Linked DNA regions of Homo sapiens: all the other regions are linked to region 2. A link is an interaction called in ENCODE POLR2A ChIA-PET data of the cell type or tissue named here. Cell type or tissue: GM12878. All regions are shown on one strand.

The links. ChIA-PET counts read pairs that join two places held together with the same protein. Peaks named below come from ENCODE experiments on the same cell type or tissue, not always from the same donor. Only the 100,000 strongest peaks of a DNase experiment are listed, where the experiment ranks them.
Region 1: POLR2A ChIA-PET joins it to region 2 with 5 read pairs; 1 of 35 experiments calls an interaction of 5 or more read pairs at or near these places.
Region 3: POLR2A ChIA-PET joins it to region 2 with 7 read pairs; 2 of 35 experiments call an interaction of 5 or more read pairs at or near these places.

What each region holds. Positions count from the first base shown.
Region 1 is chr6:72,652,151-72,656,150 of GRCh38, forward strand. The region is part of intron 1 of KCNQ5 (potassium voltage-gated channel subfamily Q member 5); the gene reads left to right. The region is part of intron 2 of KCNQ5-IT1 (KCNQ5 intronic transcript 1); the gene reads left to right. Among named protein-coding and RNA genes, the nearest start is that of KCNQ5-IT1, 24 kb to the left of the region's middle. In GM12878, no CTCF peak of the experiment used is centred here; a DNase peak (open chromatin) is centred at 2,373; H3K4me3 peaks cover 405 bases; H3K27ac peaks cover 780 bases.
Region 2 is chr6:73,469,977-73,473,976 of GRCh38, forward strand. It overlaps MTO1 (mitochondrial tRNA translation optimization 1), which reads left to right. Exons shown (of 12, transcript NM_012123.4): 4 at 3,389-3,678. Among named protein-coding and RNA genes, the nearest start is that of MTO1, 10 kb to the left of the region's middle. RefSeq lists an enhancer at 2,186-2,255. In GM12878, no CTCF peak of the experiment used is centred here; a DNase peak (open chromatin) is centred at 2,113; H3K4me3 peaks cover 994 bases; H3K27ac peaks cover 2,270 bases.
Region 3 is chr6:73,121,485-73,125,484 of GRCh38, forward strand. KCNQ5 (potassium voltage-gated channel subfamily Q member 5) reads left to right here. Exons shown (of 14, transcript NM_019842.4): 9 at 3,002-3,028. Among named protein-coding and RNA genes, the nearest start is that of KCNQ5-AS1, 20 kb to the right of the region's middle. In GM12878, no CTCF peak of the experiment used is centred here; a DNase peak (open chromatin) is centred at 2,321.

The DNA of each region.
Region 1 (4,000 bases), 820 kb before region 2:
CATTCCAAATATTCTCCGGGACATTGAAAGGAAATCAAGCAAAACATTCTGTAATGTGTAGGCAACTTTAAAAGTGCTTGAGGCAGAAGCAAAAAAAAAAAAAAAAAGTGAGAGAAAGAGGCTTTCTAGCCTGTGTCTTTTTTAGTTAGATGTTTCAGAAGATGAAGAAATTTTAATTATGTGCTTCCTTAGAGTGAGATATTAATTCCTCTGAATCATTCTCTCCAATTTTGAGTCCCACTCTCATTTTTCTCTCCCTCTTCTTTTCTCCTGGTTTTTCCCCCTCCCTCTTTACCTTTTCTCCTCCCTCTTTTTCCTCCCTCCCCTTTCCTTCTCCCACAAAAAGCCAGAATTGCTTGGTGGTAATTCCCTAGAATTGAGCAGGATTGAACTGGGGGTCACTCTGGCTTTGTACTGTTCCCTTTCTTATCTAACCTGAATATCCTTGGATCTGTAAGACTTTTTCTGATCCATATCACAGCCTTTTTCTCTCCTCACCGTTGCCAGTGGGATTTCTCGTGGGCTTTTGGAGAGGTAGAAGGCATACTTGTGAATGTCAAAAGAGCTGTATTCCTGTATCCTGTTTCAACCCTGAGGAGAGGCACTGTGCTAGTGAGGAAAGAACACCCAATCCTAGTCAAAGGACTGAGTTCAATTCAGCCTCACAAGAGGCTCTAAGTATGATCTTAGACAAGGAAACTTCAGGCCCCAGTTTTCCCATCTAGAAAATGAGAGTGGTTAGAACTATATCACACTGAGGATTATGTGAATTTATATATACGTATATAAAGCCGTGCACCCAAATGCTGTTTACAGCATTCTGTGATGAATTCCCTATTTCAGTTGGTACCATTTATTCACAGACAATCACAGGTATTCAGAGATTGTAAGAATTATGGTAGCAATTGCTTACTATAGTTTGTTTATTCCATAAGAGTGGCTTTCATTTTTTTTTAAAAAAGAGACCTCTCCCTTGGATTTTCGTTATAATATGTTTCACTTGCCACATTTTCTGAATTTTTCCATGTCTTGAAGCCTTTGTGATGGTGTTTCATAATCAACCTGCAGGTTGTCAGAATCAGTGGAGCATGCCATTTACTGCTTGTCTTAGATACACTCAATGATTCTTTCTTTCCTGAGTGCTTCAAGTTTTGGCTTTAAAGATCCTCCTTTGTTTTAATAGATTTTCCATTAGTGTCTGCTTATGTAATTTTATCTCCATTTCTAATTGTGAAATTTGTTGCATAGATGTAAATTTTCTTTCAGTATTATTCAGAGAGAAGATAATGGTTGATACCCAAAAGAGGAAGCTAAAAATGCCTTTTAAAATTCTTACTATATTTTGGTGATTTTTACCAATGACATTATTGTATAGTTGTGGTCATTATACCGTTCATTAAAAATATTTATTTGAAATTACTGCATGAATGCCAATCTCTGAATAACATCTTTGCAAATATAGCATGTTATTTTGTCAGTCCAAATGTGTGCTAAATACTAATTCATGTTGTTAAATGTGGATATAAAAATAGTTAATTCTCTTGCTAAGGATACTCATTTATCAAAGTAAAGTAACATTTTAATATTTTTCAAGACAACTATTTTTAAATATTTATTAGAGAAACTGTTCTAGGAGAAAAATTAAGATAAGGTATTATGTATTTTACTCTGTTATGGACACATACATATTTGGATATCAGATAGTTTCATATCAAATTACATATCTTTGTACTCAATAAATATTAGAAAAACTGTTTACTCATCTGTAAAATATAAATAATAGCATCTTCTCATTGAGTTACTTTGAAAATAAATAAAAATAATACCTATGTACAGGACTTAACCTAGTGTCTACCATAATGTAAGCACATAATGAATACTTGATACTGTGATTGAGTACATGCTATGACTATAACCCAGAATAAGACAATAGGAACATAAAAATAGAAATGATCATCATTTTAGATAGGGGAAAACAGAAGGGAAATACAGAGAAATGACATCATTGTGTTTGAGACCATATGGTATCAGAATTGGAATAGAAGGAAACTGGAGTTGGGGGAGGGAACTGGAAGAGTGTTGGGGGTTTGGGAATGAAGAGGTGATACTAAGTTGTGTTTGGGAATATATTGGATTTAAAGTGATAGAAAGTAATTGTAGTGAAGATGGACTGTAGTCATCTCATGAATTGGACCAGAACTTTAACATTGTTCATTTAGTTTTCCAAGAGATATTTACTGTGGGCCGATACTATGTGCTAGATACTGTGCATTGGTACAGTAACCAAGGTACAGTAAACCAAGGATGGAAATACATAAATTTGTGAGTCGGTTTTCTGAGTGAAAGTTAGAAATAAGGAACAATGTACTAGGCATGAAGTGTTGGTTAGTGATTACAAATAGGAGAGGAGAAAAGAAAAGTCCCCAATGACACAAGACTAGAGGCTGAAGACATATCAAGAGAGTGCTGCACGAGGGGAGAAGACAACTTTAAGACATTGTGATTTCCAGAAGAATCACTTTTATATAAATTGAATGCTTTCTAGAGCTTAAGATCATTCTTATATGTTTCAGTAACAGAAAATGAAGATAAAGATAGATTATTCTTGGCTTTTTACCTATTTACACATGAAAATGATTACATACATCTACTTATTCTAGTGTGATATTATTTTCATTAAAATAAAGGTATTGAAGGAATTGTTCAATGAACAAAGAAAACTGTACTTTTGACTAAATTGTAATTAAGTATGCTTGAACATTTTTAAATGCTTAGTTCTGTAATTTTCTGCACAACATGTAGTAAACCAGACATATTTCCAATAAACACTGCTTACCTTCTTTTTGTTTCCATGTTTAATAGCCAAGGTCTGTCTGTCTTTCTTTCTTTCTTTCTTTCTTTCTTTCTTTCTTTCTTTCTTTCTTTCTTTCTTTCTTTCTTTCTTTCTGTTTTTCTTTCTTTCTCTCAGAAAAGAAAAAACAAGCCTTGGATTCTTGTTTCAGTAGCTATGTGCAAACAAAATGGAAAAAAAAAAAACAGAGAAAAATCCTCCACAATAAATCGTAATGGACATATAATCTGTATAACACAAAACTTAGTCACCAAAGGATACTTGAAATGCTGCTAGATCAGTTCAAATCAGCAAATATGTATTGACTTCCCATTTTTTAGCACTATGTTAGGTGCTACAGACCACAAGCTCACAGTCTTCAAATTAAGGAGACAGTTATATAAATGATATAAAGGAGAATCTGTCCATCACAGTGAGACATCCAAATGGCTATGAAGATTCCAAGGAGAGACAGAGCATCTGGTTGAGAGAGAGCAAGAAGAAATTCCTAGAGAAAGTGGAATTAGAGAGGAACGGGGAGTAAGAAATGAGAGTAATGCCAGGCTCCGGATGAGGAACAACATGGGCAAAGACATGGAGACAAGCTTGGTGTGTGGTGTTCCTAGGAAATTATTGTCCTGTTGACTGAAGAAAAAGGGACATAAAAGTGGAAGACTGATAGGAGATTTGGATAGAGAGGAATATGTCGGGACATACTGTGAGTGCTATCATGAGGAAATTCGGATTGATTCAATAGGCAATGAAGAGCCATTAATGGATTTTGAGTAGGGGAATAACATTACTGGAGCAGCAATTTAGAAGACTGATTTGACACCAATGCATAGTATATTCTGGAATGAAGACAAATGGCAATTGGAGAAACTGGCTGGGAACTTATTGTTATAGTTTAGCAGTTAATGAAAGTCTGAACCAGCATGGAATGAAAATGAAAGAATCTATATATGGGTCTTCCAAGATGCAGATATTCAGGAACATTCCATACATCCAAAGTTTACATCTGTATAGTATTTTAAATTTCCATTTGCCCTCAGATATTTGGCACAGATCTGAGAGTAACCTTATTGGCACAGGTGATTCTCAGCTGCAGAGTACCACTTTTGTCTGTATTAATGGTGTCTTCTCTTCTTTACAAGGCCACCAAAGTGGATG
Region 2 (4,000 bases):
CCTGGTAACGAGCAAAACTCCGTCTCAAAAAAAAAGAAAAGATTTGAACCAGCCTTTTGGTTTGGTGAATTCTCAAATATCAATGTCTGTTAGTTCTCAGAAGAATCAGTTTTCCACCTAAGAGAGTAATATGGCTACCCACTAGCGTTCTGGGAACAAAATGGTAAGAGAGGCTGTGCCAGGGAGTGTCATCTTTTATTTTATTTTATTTATTTATTTATTTTTATTTTTTCTTTTTATTTATTTTTGAGACAGAGTCTCACTGTGTAGCCCAGGCTGGAGTGCAATGGCGTGATCTCGGCTTACTGCAACCTCTGCCCCCCAGGTTCAAGCGATTCTCCTGCCTCAGCCTCTCGAGTAGCTGGGACTACAGGCACGTGCCACCATGCCCGGCTACTTTTTTGTATTTTTAGTAGAGATGGGGTTTCACTGTGTTAGCCAGGATGTTCTCGATCTCCTGACCTTGTGGTCCGCCCACCTCGGCCTCCCAAAGTGCTGGGATTACAGGCATGAGCCACCGCGCGTGGCCCAGGAGTGTCATCTTTTAAAATACATATCTTAATTCCCATTTTCATTTTTATTATAGATTTATTAATTTTCTTGATTGGGAAATACATACTTAGGGCCAACAACTTAAAGGCTACAAAAAGCATATAGAGTGAAAAGATAGTCTGTCTTAGCTGGGCATTATGGGCATTATGTGATTATGGCTCACACCTATAATCCCAGCACTTTGGAAGGCCGAGGCAGGTGGATCACCTGAGGTCGGGAGTTTGAGACCAGTCTGGCCAACATGGCGAAACTCGTCTCTACTAAAAATACAAAAATTAGCCAGGCATGATGGCTCACGCCTGTAGTCCCAGCTACTCAGGAGGCTAAGGCAGGAGAATCACTTGAACCTGGGAGATGGAGGTTGCAGTGAGCTGAGATCTTGCTACTGCACTCCAGCCTGGGTGAGAGAGCAAGAGTCTGTCTCAATAGAAAAAAAAAAGATAGTCTGTCTCCTTCACTTTGTCCCCTCAACCAGCCAGTTTTCTTTCTCAGGAGCATTTGCTTTGTTAATCTGTTGTGTGGTCTTTCTACCTAGGCATATGTACATGTCTTCATGCATATGTATATGTATTTTTTGTTGTTTTCACAAAATCGTAGCATATTATACACACTGTTCCTCTGTACCTTTTTTTAAAAAAAAAACTTAATCTGTGTTTGCTTTGCTTTTGGAGGCCATGCTTTTTTTTTTTAAGTTTGTGGGTTTGTTCCGATGGTTACCTTAAAAGCTATGATTTTATATATAATATAATATGCTCACTGACTTCCCTCAAGTAACAATTACTAAATTAGTTTTACTTTCATTTCCTTTTCTCCCCCGACTTTCTTTATTTTCCAGATTTAATGGTTATATTGTTTTTATTAGTATTTATGTTTATACCCTTAAATTGTTTATTTTTTTATTTTTGAGACAAGTTCTCTCCCTCTTTCTTAGGCTGGAGTGCAGTGGCATGATCACAGCTCGCTGTAGCCTCGACCACCTGGACCCAAGTGATCTTCCTGCCTCAGCCTCCTGTGTAGCTGGGACCACAGGCATGTGTCACCACCCCTGGCTAATTTATTATTTTTTTTTGTAGAGATGGGGGTCTCACTATGTTGCCAGGACTGGTCTTGAACCCCAGGGCTCCAGTGATCTTCCTGCCCCAGTCTCTCAAAGTGTTCATATTATAGTCATGAGCCACTGAGCCTGGCCGATTTAATTTAATATCTTTAAATGCTATTTTGTGATCCTGTCCATATTTTATAGGCCCAACAATAACAATTTTTTTGTGGTAAAATATACAAACCATAAAATGTACCATTTTAACCATTTTTAAGTGTACAATTCAGTGCTATTAAGTACATTGACAGTGTTGTGCACCCATCACCACCAACGGTCTCTTGAACTTTTTCATCATCCCAAATTAAAATTCTGTACCCATTAAACAAAAAGTCCCCATTACCTGAAGAATAAACCTCCATTTTACTGTAAGGTAGAGCTATCTGAGGACAAAACCTTAATGTGTAAATTTCAGCTGTTTCTTTCATTTTCTGTTCCAAGTTTCATTTCTACATTCCTCCTCAGTTCTTATTCTCAGTTCTCTAATTTCTGAGCCTTTGCAGGGCAAATTAGTTCATTCTCATTGATATATCTTCTCTTCAGATATTAATACTTAAGTTATAGCTATCTCCCCTCTGCTAGATGAGTTACCATTCTTCCAAACACTTTCTATCTTTCAAAAATACATTGAAATTTCTCATCTTCTGACTGGTTCTTTTTCATTACTTGTCCTTTTGGTTTTATACCTTTTTTATTCCCCTATTTAATTTTCTTTGAGTTTTAGAAGGGAGAAGAAATGAGAGGTTGTATGCCATATTTATCCTGAAGTCTAAAATTAATTAATTTTTTAAATTAATTGAGACTAACTTTTTAGTGCTGATATGATTTTAGGTACATGTGAATTGGTGATAACACATTGTATTCTCTCTCCTAGATTGCTTAGATTGAGATTGATAACATATTAGCCTTCTTACTCATTTAAAATTCTTTGTCTGGGGTAGGGGAAATGGGAAGATACTGCTCAAAGGTTATACATTTTCAGCTGTAAGTTGAATAAGTTCTAGCAATCTAGTGAGCAGTATGGTAACTGCAGTTAATAATAATGTATGATATACTTGAAATTTGCTAAGGGAGTAGATCATAAGTGTTCTCACCACACAAAACGTGTAACTATGTGAGGTGATGGTTATATTAATTAGCTTGATTATGGGTATCATCACAGAAGGTATACTTGTATCAAAACACCATGTTGCATACTCTAAATATATACAGTTTTTTATATGTCTGTTATATGTCGATAAGTCTTGAAAAAACAAAAATATTAAAAAAGATTCTCAAGTTTTTAAAGACTGATAGTTTTTCTGTAGTTGTAATGTAAAATAGTCACATTCCATTTTGATCCATGGTAACAATTTAAAAAATGACTTTAGGCCGGGCGCGGTGGCTCACGCCTGTAAGTAATCCCAGCGCTTTGGGAGGCAGAGGTGGGTGGATCACCTGAGGTCGGGAATTCGAGACCAGCCTGACCAACATGGAGAAACCCCATCTCTACTAAAAATATAAAACTAGCTGAGCGTGGTGGCGCATGCCTGTAATCTCAGCTACTCGGGAGGCTGAGGCAGGAGAATTGCTTGAACCCGGGAGGCGGAGGTTGCAGTGAGCGGACATTGCACCACTGCCCTCCAGCCTGGCGATAGAGTGAGACTTCATCTCAGATAGATAGATAGATAGATAGATACATAGATACATAAATACATAGATACATAGATAATGACTTTATTCTTTTTTCTTGTTATTTAGTGGATGGAAGCACAGTATATGCAGAGAGTGTGATTCTGACTACTGGGACATTTCTGAGAGGCATGATTGTAATTGGATTGGAGACGCATCCAGCAGGACGTTTAGGGGATCAGCCTTCTATAGGATTGGCTCAGACACTGGAGAAGTTAGGGTTTGTGGTGGGAAGGTTGAAGACTGGGACTCCACCCCGAATTGCCAAAGAGTCCATTAATTTCAGTATTCTAAACAAGCATATACCGGACAATCCATCCATACCATTCAGCTTTACCAATGAGACAGTATGGATTAAGGTAAGATACTTTACGAAAACCTGGCTTACAGCTGGTATTGGCTATTCACAGCAGGAAGTACTGTAACTTTTTTTTTTTTTTTTTGGCAGCAGTTCACTTTATAGCACTATTGCTTATAGTGCAAAGAAATGATTTTTTTTTTTTTTTTTTGAGATAAGGTCTCACCTTGTCACCCAGGCTGGAGTGCAGTGGTACAATTATGGGTCACTACAGCCTTGACCTCCTGGGCTCAAGTGATCCTCCCACCTCAACCCCCTTGAGTAGCTGAGACCATAGGCATGAGCCATTGTGCCTGGCTTTTTAAAATTTTTTTGAGAAATGG
Region 3 (4,000 bases), 350 kb before region 2:
TGAGTCACCCAGCTTGATTAGCGTAGTCAGTTCCTCAGGTTGTTCAAAAGTTATTAAATTGCTCATCCGACATTTGAGAGCACCAGCTGCTTTTCTTCATAGCCCAACAAAACCTTAATCCTAGTGGCTTCATGGGATTCAGGACACCTAACTACTGTGACTCACAAAAAACCACCTGTTCTTACTGATCTTGGGAGATATCAGCTGAGGAAACCTCCATGACATTCCCTGGCAGTACCGTCTTAATGGAGGTTTGTGATGCAGCAGAATGCATACCATTGGGAAGCACCAGATCCATCATTAACTACATTACTTCCCTGTTCTGCCCTTGGCCTCAGTTTTCCCACCCACAAAGAGAAGGACAAGAGTTGGGCAAGATGATTCCTAAGCTCTAATGGGAAATGCCTCCTGGTGGGTGGTATCTAAAATTCTTGTCAGCACCTAGGACAGAGATATTCATAGCACTCCAGGGATTTCAGAGAGGATGGAACCTTAGCATGGATAGAAGCATGGATGCTGTTGAATGCATGTTTGGATTAAAATCCTCTTTTCATTTAGATCTTGAAGTTTAGTTGAACTTTTTATGGAGTTTAAGACCCTTTCAACATTTTGATATTAAAAAACCGAAAATAGAACCTAACTCCTGTGCCATTTATTCCTTGGGAGTATGAACCAAAAATAAAAATTATATAGAAATTGTATTTCTTGTCTTCATGAAGTTTGCTAGGTAAATGTAAAAAGGGAATCTGAGTAGGAAAACTGATAGAGAATTCTCAAGTGACAGAGGAGAGTGGTCTATTATCATATGTGATTATTTGGCTTCCCACTTACTGCAGTTTTTGGATTAAAAGTCATTAAAAGCCTGGAAAAACTGTTTAATAATGAGTCAAATTCCCCCAGTAAATCAACTATTATTTTATTCACATAAGTTCTTTCTACTCCTCTGATATTTTCCCTGTCTTAAGTGGGGGTGGAGGTGGAGGAGGATTTATGCAAACACCTGTGTTCCTCATGTCCTACTGTGCCTTTCCCTCACTTTCCTTTTCCTGCAAACTCATGAACCATGGGGCTCAGCTCCATTGAATGAAGAACAGTTATTTGTCCAGAATGACACAGCAGTCACTGGTAAAGTTCATGGGAAACTAGATGTCCTAACATCTCTCCCCTTCCAGTGATGCTTCATTGCTTCAAAATGCAGAGGTTCTTAATCCTTGTTGATGTTTTTTGTTAAACCATTGAGAATGTGATGGAAATTATGGGGTCTTTCCCAAGAAAGATAATCAATGCACGAGAAAATCAATACTTTGCCTACAATTTTAATGTATTCACAGAGTCCCTGAAGCCAAGTTCAAACTTTTGTTTTACAAAGCAAACTTGCTTTAATCAAGTGACAATAATTTTCAGTGACTTAGAGGGATCTTTTTACATTTAAGTGGCTTACCGAATGGAGAGTGTTGTAGTAAGAAACAGACTACAATTACTATTTTATTTACATTGTGTATTTTCCTTTAGCATTCAGCCTAAGAACTTCTGATGGGAAAGATCATTTATTCAGTCATGTATGCATTCAACAATTACTCATTGAGCACCTATGATGTGCAAGGCATAGTTCTAGGCACTGAGAATGAAGCAGTTGGAGTAAAAAAAAAAAAAAAGTTAGAATCTCTGGCCTTGGGAAGTATGTATTCAAGGGATGTTGGGATAGACAATATAAATAAATAAATATAGGATATGTTAGATGGCATTAAGTGCTAAGGAGAAAAGTAAAATAAAGAAGGAATTTAGGGAGCATCAGAGGCTATAATTTCAAATAGGTGGCCAGGGGGAAGATCAATTTATCAACAATATCATCATCATCATCATCAATGTTACTGTTATCATTAAAAAACACCAGCCCCATGCTCTTGTTCCCCAGTTTTAAAGACATAGTGGGATGCTTTGATTCCACTAAACAGGATGAAAGAGAGGTCTAAGAAACAGCTGTGCAGGGCAGAGAGAAATGGGAGGAGGGACACTCAAACCTGCCAGGGATACAACCAGCAGTTCCTTACTCTCTCTTTTCAGGTCTGGTTTGTCTCTTACATACACTCTAGAGGTCTTAGCAATTCTATTTCAAAGTTTTATTTTAATAACAGAAGGATGTATAGAAGCAAGTACTTTTCTTGATTTTCTCCTCAAAGAGAGTGAAGCTGCAAAGGGCAAAACACAGGTAAATATGCTATTTAGGGAATGAGTCAGAAATTTTATGAGGCTATGGGGAATTATCAAGCTCCAAAAACACCTTGTGGTACCTTAAGAAGTGGGGATTTGGAGATTATCTAACCTAAAGCCTTTGATTTACTCATAAGAAAACCAAAACCTGCAAGCAAATAAGGTGCCTGCCCAAAGGCACACAGCTCGTTTGCAAAGAGTACAGACCCTACACCATGGTGCTTAGACCTACATTTGCTAAAATGAGTTATTACAAATGCCACCCAACAGTATAGGCTAAAAGAGTTTTGGTAAATATTCTATGTACCTTATTTACTCCAAGGAAATTTAGATTTTATACGATACAAAAAAAAATCTGCCTCAGCAAGTGACTGAGATACAATTCATTAATGAATCCAGGTTTAGAAACCAAAGTCTGCCAGATGCACAGAGAACAGTTATGTTGTAACTAGCAACATTCTAAGAGCCCTTGCTAATTCTGGTTAGATCAGAACCACTTTTTCTTAGCCATGGATAGCTTTGGCTAATGAAAAGTCTATTGTTTTTTATTCTATGTGGGCAGTCTTGGCTTTGCCAAGTAAATGTTGTGCTATCTCTGGTCTGTATCACAAAGAATATATGTTAGCAAGTTGAGTACATTTATTATAAAGAACACTGCTTTTGTGGATCTTGCATGAAAAGAGTTACTTAAGGTATTTGATTCCCCAATCTCCAATTTGGCCATTATCAAGTGCTATAAATATATTCACTGGTTTATCATCATTTCTCTTCTGCCTGCACGCACCTGAAGGAAAGAACAAGGGGAAGCATCAAGCAGGTTTGTGATTTCTCTCTTGCTACATGTTTGTTTATAAATCTGATACCTACCAGGTGTTTTAAATGTGTCTCATGTGAGTAAAATCGATCAACAAATACAAGATGATTAAAAGTGACCTTTCACAAGATTGCCTGCAAAGATTGCTATTTTATTGATATTTCGCCCCTTAGTATCAAAGTGTCTTTCCCTAACTCACTCCCTGCTTTTTCAAAATCTGCAGGGCATGGAACATTTGGAGGTGGGGGAGGAGGGGAACTGATCTTGGATTAGTCCTTGCTGTTGTTTTCCCAGACAGAAGTCTTATCAAAGTATTCAAATATGGTAATCTAGAGAATGAAAGAAAGAAATTTTTTTTCTGAATGTAAAAAGTCCAGGCAGCAGTCTAGGATACACTCCCCTTCACTAGGGTCCTTCTTTTGGAGTGATATATATATATATATATATATATATATATATATATATATATATACACACACACACATATATATATCATATACATATACACATACATACATTATATGTATAGGTATATATACCTATACATATAATCTTTTTTTTTGGCAAGATGAAACCACCTCTCTGTGACATCTCCAGATCTCCAGCCCACTGAGTGCTGAGGTCTACTCAAGTGACTCAAAGAGCCCCATCCCCATCTTTTAGGAAGAAGACAACCCTCCCAAAAATTCCCCAAATAATTTATTATCAGTTTCCCATGACTTAGATGGAATGAGTCGTCAGATTACAGCAGAGAATTAAACCTAGAGGGAATACGAGGTGAAAGAAAAATTTCTTGATCTGTGTTAATGAGTACCAGGAAGTGCCTAGATTTGAGAGCAAAGCCCTGAAAAACAGAGCCAGGTGGAACCCAGTATTAATGATGTGAAGAGTGGCAGAGGCAGAACCAGCAAGGAGAATCCCAGGTGCCTGGAAAGGAAGAAGAGATACATTTTTTTTCCTATCATTGTCACTGTG